Linked DNA regions of Homo sapiens: region 2 is linked to region 1. Evidence: chromatin contacts called from ENCODE Hi-C or POLR2A ChIA-PET data. All regions are on one chromosome and are shown on one strand. Each heading gives the region's core, a stretch centred on a gene start or an enhancer-like site at or near the end of the contact. The rest is flanking DNA. Distances are from core to core; before and after follow the strand shown.

Region 1 (6,140 bases), core at 2,308-4,807:
AAATACTGTACTGACTCTGTCTGGGAGGGTGTTTCTGGATGAGATTAACTTTTGAATCAGTAAACTGAGTAATACAGATTGCCCTCCCTCATGCAGGTAGGTCTCATCCAACAAACTGAAGATCTAAATAGAACAAAAAGGCTGAGTAAGGCAGAGAACCTCTCCTCCCTGATTTAAGCTGGGACATTGGTCTTTTCTGGACTGGATGTGGATGGAAATATTAGCTCTTCTTGAGTCCTGAGCCTGCTGGCATTTGGCCTGGACCATCACCATTGGTTCTCCAGGGTCACCTGTTTGCCCATTGCAGATTTTGGGACCTCTTATTTTCCATAATCTTTGAACCAATTTGTTATAATAAATCTCTTTATGGCTGACTGTTGATCTGTCTGTCTATCTATCTATCTATCTATCTATCTATCTATCTATCTATCTTTCTATCCCCTACTGGTTCTGATTCTCTGCAGAACCCTGACTAATACAAATTTGTCCTGGACCAGGACATACCCCAGAGCTTGCAGTAGAACAATTGCTTCTATATAAATAAAACATAGGTTATGTGCAGAAGACATAGTGGGATGTTTTCCATGCCATAGAAACACAATAATTTTAAGACATGTTTTAATTGCTTATTATTATGTAATAGTGTTCATTTGATTCTTAATACAGCCCCACAAGACAGATTTAGAACTGATGAATAGGAGCAGAGCCAAGATTTGAACCCAGGTATACCTAATTCCCAATCCTATAGTCTTTCCACCATGGTAAGATTGACAAGATGTCAGGGGAAATAAACAGTTTATTCTCTTGACATTTTATGCACCCTATGGCCCTACAACTGAAGATTTAAAAAGTTTGTTTTGGAGATACTTTAAGATTTTCTGTTTAGCATTCTGTTGTCTGACTTCACCCTCTGACGTGGGCTTTAAGAAACATTTTCCAAAACGCACTAGTTCTTCCTCTCCCCGGCTTTGGTTGAAGTGCACTGCCTGCTTAGTGAATGAATGAGCATGAAGGTAGAGTGCAGTTCCCAAAGTTATACTGGGAGCACATCAATGCTTCAAGATGATCCATAAAAGGCAGGGCTGAGTAGAGTTTTCCATGGTCCATGAAGTCTTGGAAACACTGCCTGCTGTACCCTATTTTGGAGGTTCATAATATGCTGTAGTAAGTTAAAGCTCTCAGATGTCATGTAGCAAAGGTACCATCTTAATATTTTGTAACTCAGCATTTCTATAACTTATTTGAGCAAAGGCCATGTTTGTGATGCCAATGACTAATTATATGCAACATAATATTATGGGAAATATTGGCCTAAGCATGGGGTCGATGTTGGGACTTGGCACCTGTTGAGACTGGAGAGGAGCTAGATGTGGGGGACCTCACATCATTCTGTAAGTCGACTGCCTATTCTGCAGGCAGTGTTCAGTTAGGTCTAGTTTGGGGTAAAGGCCTGGACAGTATATTCACATCGCGTAAGGATAGTCAATGTGTGAGGCACCCTGTTTCTCAAGTTCAGGAAACAGAGAAGCACCCCCAGCAGCAGCTTTCTAATTCTGTAAACTAAACTGATGAAGATTGCACATGCTAGAAGCAGCATATTTGGTATATTGAAAGGATGAAGAAAAGCCACACATATATTTGAGGCCCAAAGTGGGCTGGAGAAATATAATAAGAACCGTGTGTCCCTCTTGGCATTCCCTTGGCCCAGGTTAGGGCTGGTATGATTCTGGCCAACCCATATACCTCTGCAGCTGCAACTGAGACAGTAGCAAAGGGTGAACCAGTTTTAGCAAGGAAGGCTGCTAAGTGTGACACATCTCAAATGCCATTGTCTGGAAGGAAGGGACTGAGGATTAAGGCAGGAGTCCATGTCCGGCCATGGAAGGGTGCTGGATCTGCCTGTCATGGGCACATAACCTGATTGTTGTCTGACTTCACACTGTTTTTCCCTCTGACAAGGGTCTGCCCCTCATCGGAAATGCCACTGATGGGATGTCTGGTTGCTTTCCCAAGATTTTCAGTCTTCAGGCAAGCTGAGCATGGAACATTGTTTTTGAGAAGCAAGGCTGTTTTTTTTGTAATGAAATAGAATGATTCAGCAAGCATTTATTATAAATTTCCTATATATTCTAGAGGACACATTGAGTCTGACCTTGGCCTTCAAGGAGTTGATTTATAGTCTAGAGGGGCACATTACTTTCTATAGAAATAAGGACCATAAATTAGTGGAAAGATATGCAGATCTTAGCAGGGGCTGGGAGAGGGCACAAGGAGGAGTGTTCCAAATAGTGGGGAAGAGGAAGGTATAGCTAGAGGCCAGAGCTGTGAAGGAGCTGCTCATGCTAAGTGAACTCCAAGCAGTGTGGTTGGAGGTTAGACAAGTTTGCAGGGCTGGTGAGGAGATGGGCAAAACAAGAGATGGAGCTGGAGAGAAGGTGGGGGTCAAGGCAAAGACAGCCTTTGTGCCATGCTATGTATCTGGGACTTCATCCTATGAGTAATAGGAAACCACTGAAAGCCTTAAAACTGGGAGCCCATCATCACGAACTCACTGCTGAATGGACCGCTGGACTCTTCCTTAGGGAGATGAGGGCGGTCCTTGCACAAACGAGTAAAGAAATAATGATAGAGCTTGGGACTCAGATTTAGTTGTTTGGTTGGCACTCTCTTAGCCACTCTCTGAGGCTGTTTGCTTATCTGTTCAACAATAACTGCTGCTTCTCTTTCACAGCAGTTTGTCAAGTTGCTCTGAAATCATATATGTGAACTTGTTTAGCAGTAAAGGGAGAAAGTACTTAAAGTAGTAAAAATCCACATACCCTCCGCTACAGTCAAGCAAAATATCATGTGCTTCCTCATGTTTTTACAAGCACAAAATTTCCCTCCTCCCTCATTCAATAATCAGAAGATAGTGTGACTAAAGATAAGGGGTTGAGTTCTTGGTGTGGGTTTTTGAGAGGAGGTGGGCTGGAGGCAGCTCTGGAGAGGACAGCATCTTTTCCTTACTCTTTGTGGCATCTCTTCCCTACTCTGTATTCAGTGCCATCATGTTGGTAGCTTGGAATTGGCTACAGTGGGCCACAGGTATCAGTAAATGCTACAAATAAGAGTTTCTTCCCCCACTTCCAATCTTGAGAGCCAGTTGTTAGACATTTACCAGCACACCTATGCCATGGGGGACACTTGCGAGAGTAAGACAGTGATAGGCAGAGTGGCTCACACATTCCTGCTGGAGAAGGAGGAGCCCTTTACCATCTATTCCTGGGTCAGTGACGCATTCAACCTTCTCTCCCTTTTGGGTATTATCCCTGAGATTGAGAGGTGATCCAGAGGGTTGTTCCTTCCTGTGCTCCTGGCCTGTGGAGAGAAGTGTAGAGAGGGCCCATCTGATAAAGAGCTCTCCTTGCCAGCACTGTCCCAGAGCACACAGCAGCTTTCAGCGAGGGGTTCTGGCCCCTGGCACAGCTGGGCTAGCTGCTCAAAGCCACAGGGTCCATGGCAACACTTCAACTGTTTTGGCTTATTTTTTGCAACTAGTTTCTTTGAACCATGCCAATGAGACTCCTTGAAGACAGGGCTCTTTGCCAAATGACAAAGTCATGTAAAGATAACAGCCCCAGGCCTGGCCCAATGTTGGCATAAGTGTTTGTGGGAGGAATGCATGAGCAGGGCCAGCAAATGGTGCAACCCAGGCTCCGGAGAAGTAACACCACATTTCTAAGCAGTTGAATCTTATCCCAAGCCACTGAATTCATTGACATTCCCTCAACAAGATACTGGGCCAGAGTCCTTGGGTAAATGAGTCAGCAGTATAAATTACAATGACCAAAGCAGGAGATGCAGTTGACATTTTGCAGCAAACAGATGCAAAAGGGAATGGGATTTTGGAAACACAAGTGACAAGCTTGCTTTGAGAGTCAGCTGGAAGAGGTGATCCTGGTGTGGGGTTGAATGTTTGGGAAAATGGGGATTAATGCTCTGCAGTAAATTCTCACCAAGGACTCCACTCTTGTGACTGCAGAAGACTGGCCATTAACTAGGTGGGAAAGAGCTTGCTCTTCTGAAAGGTAAACCCTCTAGGCAGTCATTCTACCTACCCTTCTATGTATTCTTGAAATGACTGCACTTTCTATGTGCATACTTTAGTTTAATGAGACAGATAGGGTGATCGTCTTGTTCTGGTTTGCCAGAGACTTTCTTGCATTTAAACCTGAAAATCCCATGAACCCTCTTAGTCCCCAGCAGACAGGATAGCCTGTCACCTTAGAGACAGCTGTGGTGAAAGCTGTAGTTTGAAGTTAGACATCTGTACTGACTAGTGGATCACTTTGGGCCAATTGCTTGCCTTTCTAAACTTTCCTTAGGAAAAAAAAAGTAATAATGCTGAATTCACAACTACAAGTTGTGTAGATTCAGCAAGACAGTGCTGGTAAGAATACTCAACATAGTGCCTTGCACACAGTGGATGTGCAATACATTTTTTTCCTTACAAAACTATAGTTTTTGTGCCATCTTGGCTTTTCCATTTTAGTATTTTAAAAGGCAAGCCCTGAAAGCAAGTAAGTGGGAGACTTATCCTCTGTAAAAACCTTTGGTAATTTCTGCTTTAACCTCCCATAGACTATCTTCCTGGCTGAGCAGTGGGATCTGGAAGGGACCTCCAGATTCACTCTTGATTGTGTTCAGAGCTGATGGCTCAACATGTTCCTGGCAGCCTAGGCTAGCCAGAAATGCCTGTGTTTTTTATGTAGAGGTCGGGGGACAGGAGAGAGGAGCCCTGGCCTCTCAATCTTGGTGTCAGATTTGGGTCACTGGGAAGTCAGCATCTGCCCAGAGCTCCTAGCTTTAGAAAGCTGTTTGAGGCCCCAGGGTTTAGTGACCAGCAGGGCTAGGTCCAGGTAACCCAGCATCCAGTAGTGCAGGAGAGAAGATTATGCAGCCTCCGACATGAAGGGAGGGAACATTTCAAAGCACACACTTTACTCACAAAACTCAAATCCAGTGAAAAACATGCTCTTTAAGGAACTCTTTCCTTCCTCTTTTTCTAACAGGCTACACAGAGTAAGTCTCTCTCTCTCTCTCTCTCTCATGAACAAAAGGAAACATCTTTGGAAATGGCAAAACATCTTATTGTTTCTCTCAGATTGGCCTTGGAGCCTTGGGAATCAGCCCTCAGGCTTCTGCCCTCTTAGAACATAGGGATGAGCCTGAACATATGTTGGTTTTGTTCCTTGGGCCAAAAACCTTGGAGTCATCTGTAAGTCTACTCTTCTCTCACGTATCCAGAATATACTTCTCTCTGTTTCCATGGCTACCGCCTGACTGAGCCACCACCATCTTTTGCCTGGGAACTAGATGTAGCCTCTTACCTGGACTTTCCCTTCCTGCCCTTGCCCCTATCATGGTCTATTCTCAACCCAGCAGCCACAGTGGTTTTTATAAACGGAAGTCACATCATGTACCTGCTCTGCTCCAAGTCTTGCAATGAGTCCTCATTTCACTCTGAGTAAAAGCCCATGCCTTTGCAGTGACTGGAGAGGTAATGGTTTTTGCTTAGCCTCCATTTTCTCTCCAGCGTCATTTCTTATTACTCTCCACTGGCTCTTCCAACTCCACCTACATTAGCCACCTTGCTTCTTGAACCACCAGCCATACTTCTGCATTTGAGGCTGGTTCCTATGCCAGCCTCTAATGATCCGGCTGTTGCCCCTTCCTGACTTACTCTTCTGCTCACTTGCTCACCTTCTTTGAGGCTTGGCTCCCATCTCACCTTCTTGATGAGGCCAACTCTAACCACCCTGATGAATATTGCAATGTGTCCTTCCTGCTCCATATACTCCAAGTCCCTGACCTTACTTTGCATTTTTTCCCACAGCTCTGGTCGCCAATGTAGCACATTATTTGGTTACCTATTATGTTCATGTCTTTTATTTAGTCTCAGAGAAGATTACATCTAAAGTTCATTGAAGCACAGGGGAAAGTTGCACAGAAAGACTTGAGTTCAAATTCCATCTCTCCCATTTATTCCCTGTCTGATTTGTATAAGTTACTTAACCATCCAGAGGCTCAGTTTCCTCATCTATGAAATACTAATAATTAATTCATTCAAGGAGTATTCAATAAGCACTACTGCTATGAAA
Region 2 (6,140 bases), core at 1-2,500, 70 kb before region 1:
GATTTGTTGTTGGTGAAAAAAGATATGGTGTGATTGGTTATACTAATTTGAGTGTGCACTTTGGATATATAGTTTGAGTTATATTTTGATACATATTTTATATATCCTATAAGACTGGCCCTATTCTATTGCACTAAATCTTTTTCTAGTCTAGACTTATGTTTTCAATCCACCTACCCTTTTTGGATAGAAGCCATTGAAGGCACTGCTTCTCAAACCTTATGTCTAAATGAATTCCTTGGGGAATCCTGTTAAATGCAGATCCTGATTCAGTAGGTCTGGGGTGCAGCCTGTGAATCTGCATTTCTAACAAGCTCCAACTGATGCAATAGTCTGAGGACCACCACCTTCAGAGTGGTGAGACATGGGCTTTGGAATCCCACAAGTATGAATTTGCAAACAATCTTTTAAACTACATGATTTGAGTAATGCTTTTGTTCTCTTTCCTCATTTTTCACATGCAAACAGTAAAATAATGGGCTTTGGGGGCTGCTGTTAGGATTAAGTGGGCCAAAGAAGGTGACAGCCTCTAATTCTTTCTCACTTCAGTTTTTAAAACCCTGTTTGGGAGAAGACTGATCCTCTACACCCCCAACTCTTTCTTTTGTGACTGGATTATGCAGTGGGCCCCAGCCAGGGAATATGAGCCCTATGGATGCTTTGTGAGTGATGCTGGCTGTGGGCCTGACCTCCTTGGGCAGTGGTGGAAATTCTGAAGCCACTCAGTGCATTGCCCATCTCAGTTCCTTTGCTTTGAATCATGCGACTCCCAACACAGGTTGAGTTGCCAGGTTTTGATAATTTTGCACTTGGAAGAATCATGTGCTTACTCCCTACAGAGTCAGTGGGGGCTTGGTGAGCTTCTCTTCCCACTTAGGATGGACTTATTTGGGCTTTGGCAAAGGCTTTCTAGATTCTATAGATAGCTTACTAAGAATATGTTCCAGAGAGCAGAATCGCATTGAGCCAACACCCTCAGCTACGGATGAGATTAAGGCCTTGTCAGATCCCATTTAATGGATTGTGTTTTCCATGCAGAATTAAATCGTTGAACTCATCCTCATTTTGGCTTTTGGCAGTCATTTTTCCACTAGGGGCTGCTGCCAAAATGTCAGTTTCTGACTTGATTACTTTCAGGAAATGTGCAGTCTGGCTGATGATATGGCATGGTGTGGGGTAGCGTCCCCTGGAGCTTCGGCCCCGCCCTGGGATGAGTCATGGGTTAAAATTCCCAATTAGCTCATAGGAAGTCTGGTCACACATATTTTTCTATTACTGAGTGTTGCTCACCCATTGGAAACTTCTGGGGACACCTACTCTCCTGACTTAGTGTTGCCTTCCTGGAGTTATTTTTCACCTTTAGTCTTTGCAAATCCAAATCATTTGCCAAGGGGAAAAATGAAAGAATGAATTCTGAGAATTTTTAAAGCCTAGAGAAGTTTTTATTGCAACCTTGGCTTCACATAAAGGCAATATTTAGGTCTCTCTTTGTAAGTTTTTAGAGACAGATCTTCCAGTGTTAAAAAATGACCAAGTATATATGAGGTAGACACCATTCCTCTTGCATTCTTGTTGGTCCTCTCACTGGTAGTTTGGGAAGGGAGGGCTTATCTCTGTGGTGGCCATGAGAATATACCTTTCATATCTCTGATCACAGAAAGTGAACTTGACGCATGGCCTCCTAGCTTGTGTGTGGGGAAATTTATCCCTGTGATGGCCAAAGCTGTGCATCCCAGAGGAACCCATTGGAACCCATTGGCGATGACTGAGCATGGCAGGGACCCTAAGGTCAGCTGTTCCTGGGAGACATGGAACTCCTTTGATGGTGACTTTGGTGTTCAGACTCACTAACGGCCTTGCTGAACTTTTTTTAGAGCTGCAGTACAGTCTCAGACACTGCCACCCAACTTTCTTTTACTGGGAGTCAGACCTGCATCCAGGTCTGATGGCTTTCTCAGCCTCGCTCAGCTTTTTACTCATTTGTTTTTACAGATTTTACTCCAATACATTTCTTGTATGTCTAATCCTGTCTTGACATCTGCTTCTAGGAGGACCACAGTCTCCCATCACACTGCAGTTCTCTGCTGGTGCATCACTTCTAGCTTGGCACGGGGGGCATAGCTCCAATGCTACTGGCCTGGATATTCTGGGCCAGTCTGTCTATATTTAATTTTATATTTGATGCAGTATCTTCCCTATGGGCTCTAGTGGGAGGGAACATGGGGCAAGTCACAATTTTCTTTAGTATCTTGTACTTTTATTGCCTTACAGGGGATTTTGTGGAAGCATTGAGATTAAAGAAACTACAACATAAGGATAAAATTGTAATTATCCTCAAAATATGATTGTTTTCATTGTCCAAGAAAGGTTCACAAATGTTGACCTTCATACAGAAGGTCTGCTGATGGACACACCTGGCTCCTAGCCAGTGGGCTTGTCTCTAGGGCTGACTCCCCCTAGAGAATGCATCCTTTTTCCAACCAGAGCACATTCTTCTTGGGCCGTTGAGAAATCCAGGCTTCCACCCCCAGGAATGTAGCTCATCTGAGGTGTCCTCAACCCCTCAGCATATGCCTCAACCACAATAAATTTTAGCAGCACATTTTACAAAGTGTGAGTTATTCATCCTAGAATAACCCTCAGGAAGCTTTCAGTGCTGTTGGGTTGGGAGGAGGAGCGGGACACTCTTTCTGGAGCTTCCACCTAACTCACCCTGCCAATGTGAAGTGTGGATAAACTTCTCTATGTTTCCTAATTAGCAACAGGAACTGCTGTTCCAGCCCACATAAAGACCCAAAATATGCAGGGAATCCCTGAAGTTCTCTCTAAACTCTAAACAAAGGAAGTTCCTTCCTTTGAAGGAAGTGTGAAGATTTGAGATCAGCTTGGACCAAACTACCCCTGGGGGTCAGTATGGGGTGCGAGGTAAATGCACTTCTCGTCTCCAGTTGCATGAGCAATAACTTCATTGTACACAACCTGTAGACTTACAGGGAAGAGATTTTCAATAGAGTATTTGATGTGTGAAGGTAGCACCAATAAGCTATGAGGGTGGGAGCAGTAGAGTAGAGGAGATTGGCAGTGAGATCACGGGTGTAGCCCAATGTCAAGGATGCTCTGTGCTCTCTTGGATACCTCCACAACTGGGCTGCCCAACCTCCTATCCGTGTGCTGTCTGGACACTACCACTGGCCCATGGTAGCACATCCCACATTATTCTTATTCATATTTTGCATTAGATACAAATTTTTCTGGGTGGCAGGGACCCACTGCCTGGATTGCCTGGTATATCATAGATGCTTCAGGTGTATTTGTTGATTGAATGAATGGGTTGTAGTTTTGCAGCCCAATTCATTTTTTATGGTTTAGCTCACGAACCTCCTATGAAAAGGATGGTGTAATTCTAGGAGCTGAAAGTATAAATTCAGTCCATCTCAGGCATTAGAGAAATTCCTGGTTGGGAGAGACGGCAGCAAGAGTAATGCTGTTGAAAATGCATTGCAGACTTTGGAAGCCTAAAATATAGGCAGTGGTTTGCAGAAGTCAGCTAGCCAGGGGCTTTCTCCCATCATATTCCTTCTTCCCTCCCTCCCTCCCTTTCTCTCTCTTTTCTTTCCTGTTTTTAGTTTCTTTCTTTCAACAGAGTATTGCTCTGTCACCCAGGCTGGAGTGCTGTGGTGTGATCTCAGCTCACCGTAACCTCTGCCTCCTGGGTTCAAGTGATTCTCGTGCCTCAGCCTCACGCCCAGCTAATTTTTGTATTTTTAGTAGAGATGGGGTTTCACCATGTTGGCCAGGCTGGTCTTGAACTTCTGGCCTCAAGTGATCCACCCACCTCGACCTCCCAGAGTGCCAGGATCACAGGCGTGAGCCACCACACCTGGCCCAGATTCCTTTCTTCACTAAAATTTCTTGACTTGGCTTATTGGAGGATAGAGGGTTTATTCTTATGAATTAATAGGGAATTAAGAGTTACTATCCAGAAAATGTACTTTATAGATTGTCAGCCCTAATGTGAGAAATACCCGTGTAACAGGGCTGCAACTTTGTCAATACCCCAAGATGTGTGAGAAAATGTTGCTTCTTAATTTCCTTTTTAGTTGAACTAGTCTTCCTCTGGAGCCCCCACTTTAAGGGGAACTAGGGAGAAACTCTACATTTAAAGTCAAATATGAACTTACCATTTGGATGATACTTTTTTTTTCTGATGATTTAGTTTCTTTTGGTAAAATGCTCATTGGTTCAGAAGTCCCCTCTGGCACCCTGCAGCTCACCAAGATGGTGTCTGGTTTGTGTGGCTCTGCTGGCAGGTGTGATCTGACTCCCCTTCCCGCCTTTATTTCCCTCCCAGCCCCTTTCCACTCCTCCTGTGGCTGTGCTTTAGGCCCTGAGGATGGTCTGGTTTTGATTCTTATGTGGTTCAGCATCAGATGGTCCAGCCTTTAGCCCGTGGCCACTTTGTCCCCATGGCAACCTCCAGGACTATCTCTCAGTCACAATCCCAGGTAACTTCTGAGATTTGGCTTCAGGAGCTTGTGGGAGCCTCTGGGGCCTGTCCAAACCACAAAGAGCCTACAGACAACCTGGCAAAGCTAAAACTCAGCCTCCCTTTACCTAACTCTACTGGCCACTGAGTTCACTTTGGTGTAGAGCTTCCGGTTTTTGGGCGGATATCCCTCCAGAGAGAGAAGAGGACACTCAGGTCTCACCCTTGCCTCTTCTGCTCTGGTTTCTCTTCTCCCTGTCATCTCCCCTGCCAGAAAAGCTGCACCTCTGCCTTTCTACTTCTCCTCCCTTATAGCCCCCTCCTCCCCAGTACCAGGCTTGGGGCTAAGTCTTAATGGTGGATGAAGTAAAGAGACAGATTGGCCTACTGATATGGGACTCTACACTGGGAAATATCTCAAAAACACCATATGTCACCCCTTACAACTTTCCATGATGAATGACTTTAACTGCATTTGTTTGTTGCAGTGAAATTAAGGTACCCTAAATAAAAATAAAGCAGACCCCTTTAAAACTGTGCCCTGTAATAAGGCAAATCTGTATATCCCTTGATTGGTGTGATTGATTCATTACCTTATGATAATTTAACCCTGTGTTTTACTCTGTAGAAATATTTGTTCCTATTTACAGCATTAGGGCAGGGATTTTGACCTTGCTAGAGGAAAATGATCCTTTTCCTTCTTATTAAAATTTCTCTGATAACAAATGCTCTCTTCCCATTCATGTGCTCAGTGCATACTCTACAATTACATCCTGTGTTGGGCACTGAAGCTGCATGAGGTGAGTCAGACCACTGCAGGCCCCATTTGTCCTCCCCCACCCTCTCCCCGTCTCCCAGACCTCACAGAGATCGATGCATATATTGAATGGCACTATGGTATAACCATAAAACAGATCACCCTGGATTATGGTGGACATAAAAGGGAAGCAAAAGGAACAGTTTGAACCAGGGCCAGGAGAGAGGAACACATGCCTTATGTTGAAGGAACTGTTTGATTTGTGACTGAGGTGTGTGAACAAGAGGCAGGTAAAGTTTGGAACCAGGTAAAGCAAAGGTAAGCCTGGGACTATGTAATGTAGGGCCTTGTTTGCCATGAGAAAGAGTTTCAGTTTTATTCCGCAGGCAGAAATCTTCGGAGCTCTCCATCTTTGAGTAAGCAGAAAGGAGACTGTATATATTTTTAAATTAAGTTACAGAATTAGGAATTATATTTCCATGCCTTGGTCTCCTGCACACGTAGCATCGAAATGAAGGTTTCCTGGCCTGTGACAGAGATGAAATAATGGAGCTGGAGAACAGTGCAGTGATTAAACACTGGGTGTTCTGCGGTGCCTGGAGGAAGTACGTGGACAATTTTGGGAAGAAACTTGTGAAAATATGCTTTCCCACATGGTTGGAACAAAGACCATTTTTTAAATTACATCCTTCTAAATGCTGTAGTAGCTAATGGTCATTGACTAAACAGCCCTACAACTGTATCCTAGCTGCAGATCCCCATTTATTGATTACTGTTAAGTGCAGCCAGAAGTGAATTTGCTAGGTCCAATTTCCTCCTAACCCTGGAAGTCAGCTCAGTTATGGGAGCATTGTTATTTGTACAGGAGCTACAGACATGCTTGTCCTCATTTAGAAG

Evidence for each region. Hi-C counts contacts between places; a loop is a spot of excess contacts on that map. ChIA-PET counts read pairs that join two places held with the same protein, here RNA polymerase II (POLR2A). Pooled maps may share reads with other maps.
Region 2: a loop to region 1 is called in a map of ascending aorta, with 5 times the contacts of the local background. The contact joins two enhancer-like sites. A Hi-C loop is called at or near these places in 23 of 168 maps with a recorded cell type or tissue (IMR-90, MCF 10A, PC-3 and 10 more) and 15 of 50 pooled maps. POLR2A ChIA-PET finds 5 or more read pairs at or near these places in 1 of 52 experiments (K562).

The regions. Positions count from the first base shown.
Region 1 is chr7:32,091,113-32,097,252 of GRCh38, reverse strand. It overlaps a transcript of PDE1C not described here. Among named protein-coding and RNA genes, the nearest start is that of PDE1C, 24 kb to the right of the region's middle. Within about 2 kb of position 3,557, at least 6 of the 41 ENCODE cell types and tissues checked have a DNase peak (open chromatin) inside an H3K27ac peak, as active enhancers do; they include PC-3, ascending aorta and heart left ventricle, where a contact is called at or near this core.
Region 2 is chr7:32,158,306-32,164,445 of GRCh38, reverse strand. It overlaps a transcript of PDE1C not described here. Among named protein-coding and RNA genes, the nearest start is that of PDE1C, 91 kb to the right of the region's middle. RefSeq lists an enhancer at 642-1,841. Within about 2 kb of position 1,250, at least 13 of the 41 ENCODE cell types and tissues checked have a DNase peak (open chromatin) inside an H3K27ac peak, as active enhancers do; they include PC-3, ascending aorta and heart left ventricle, where a contact is called at or near this core.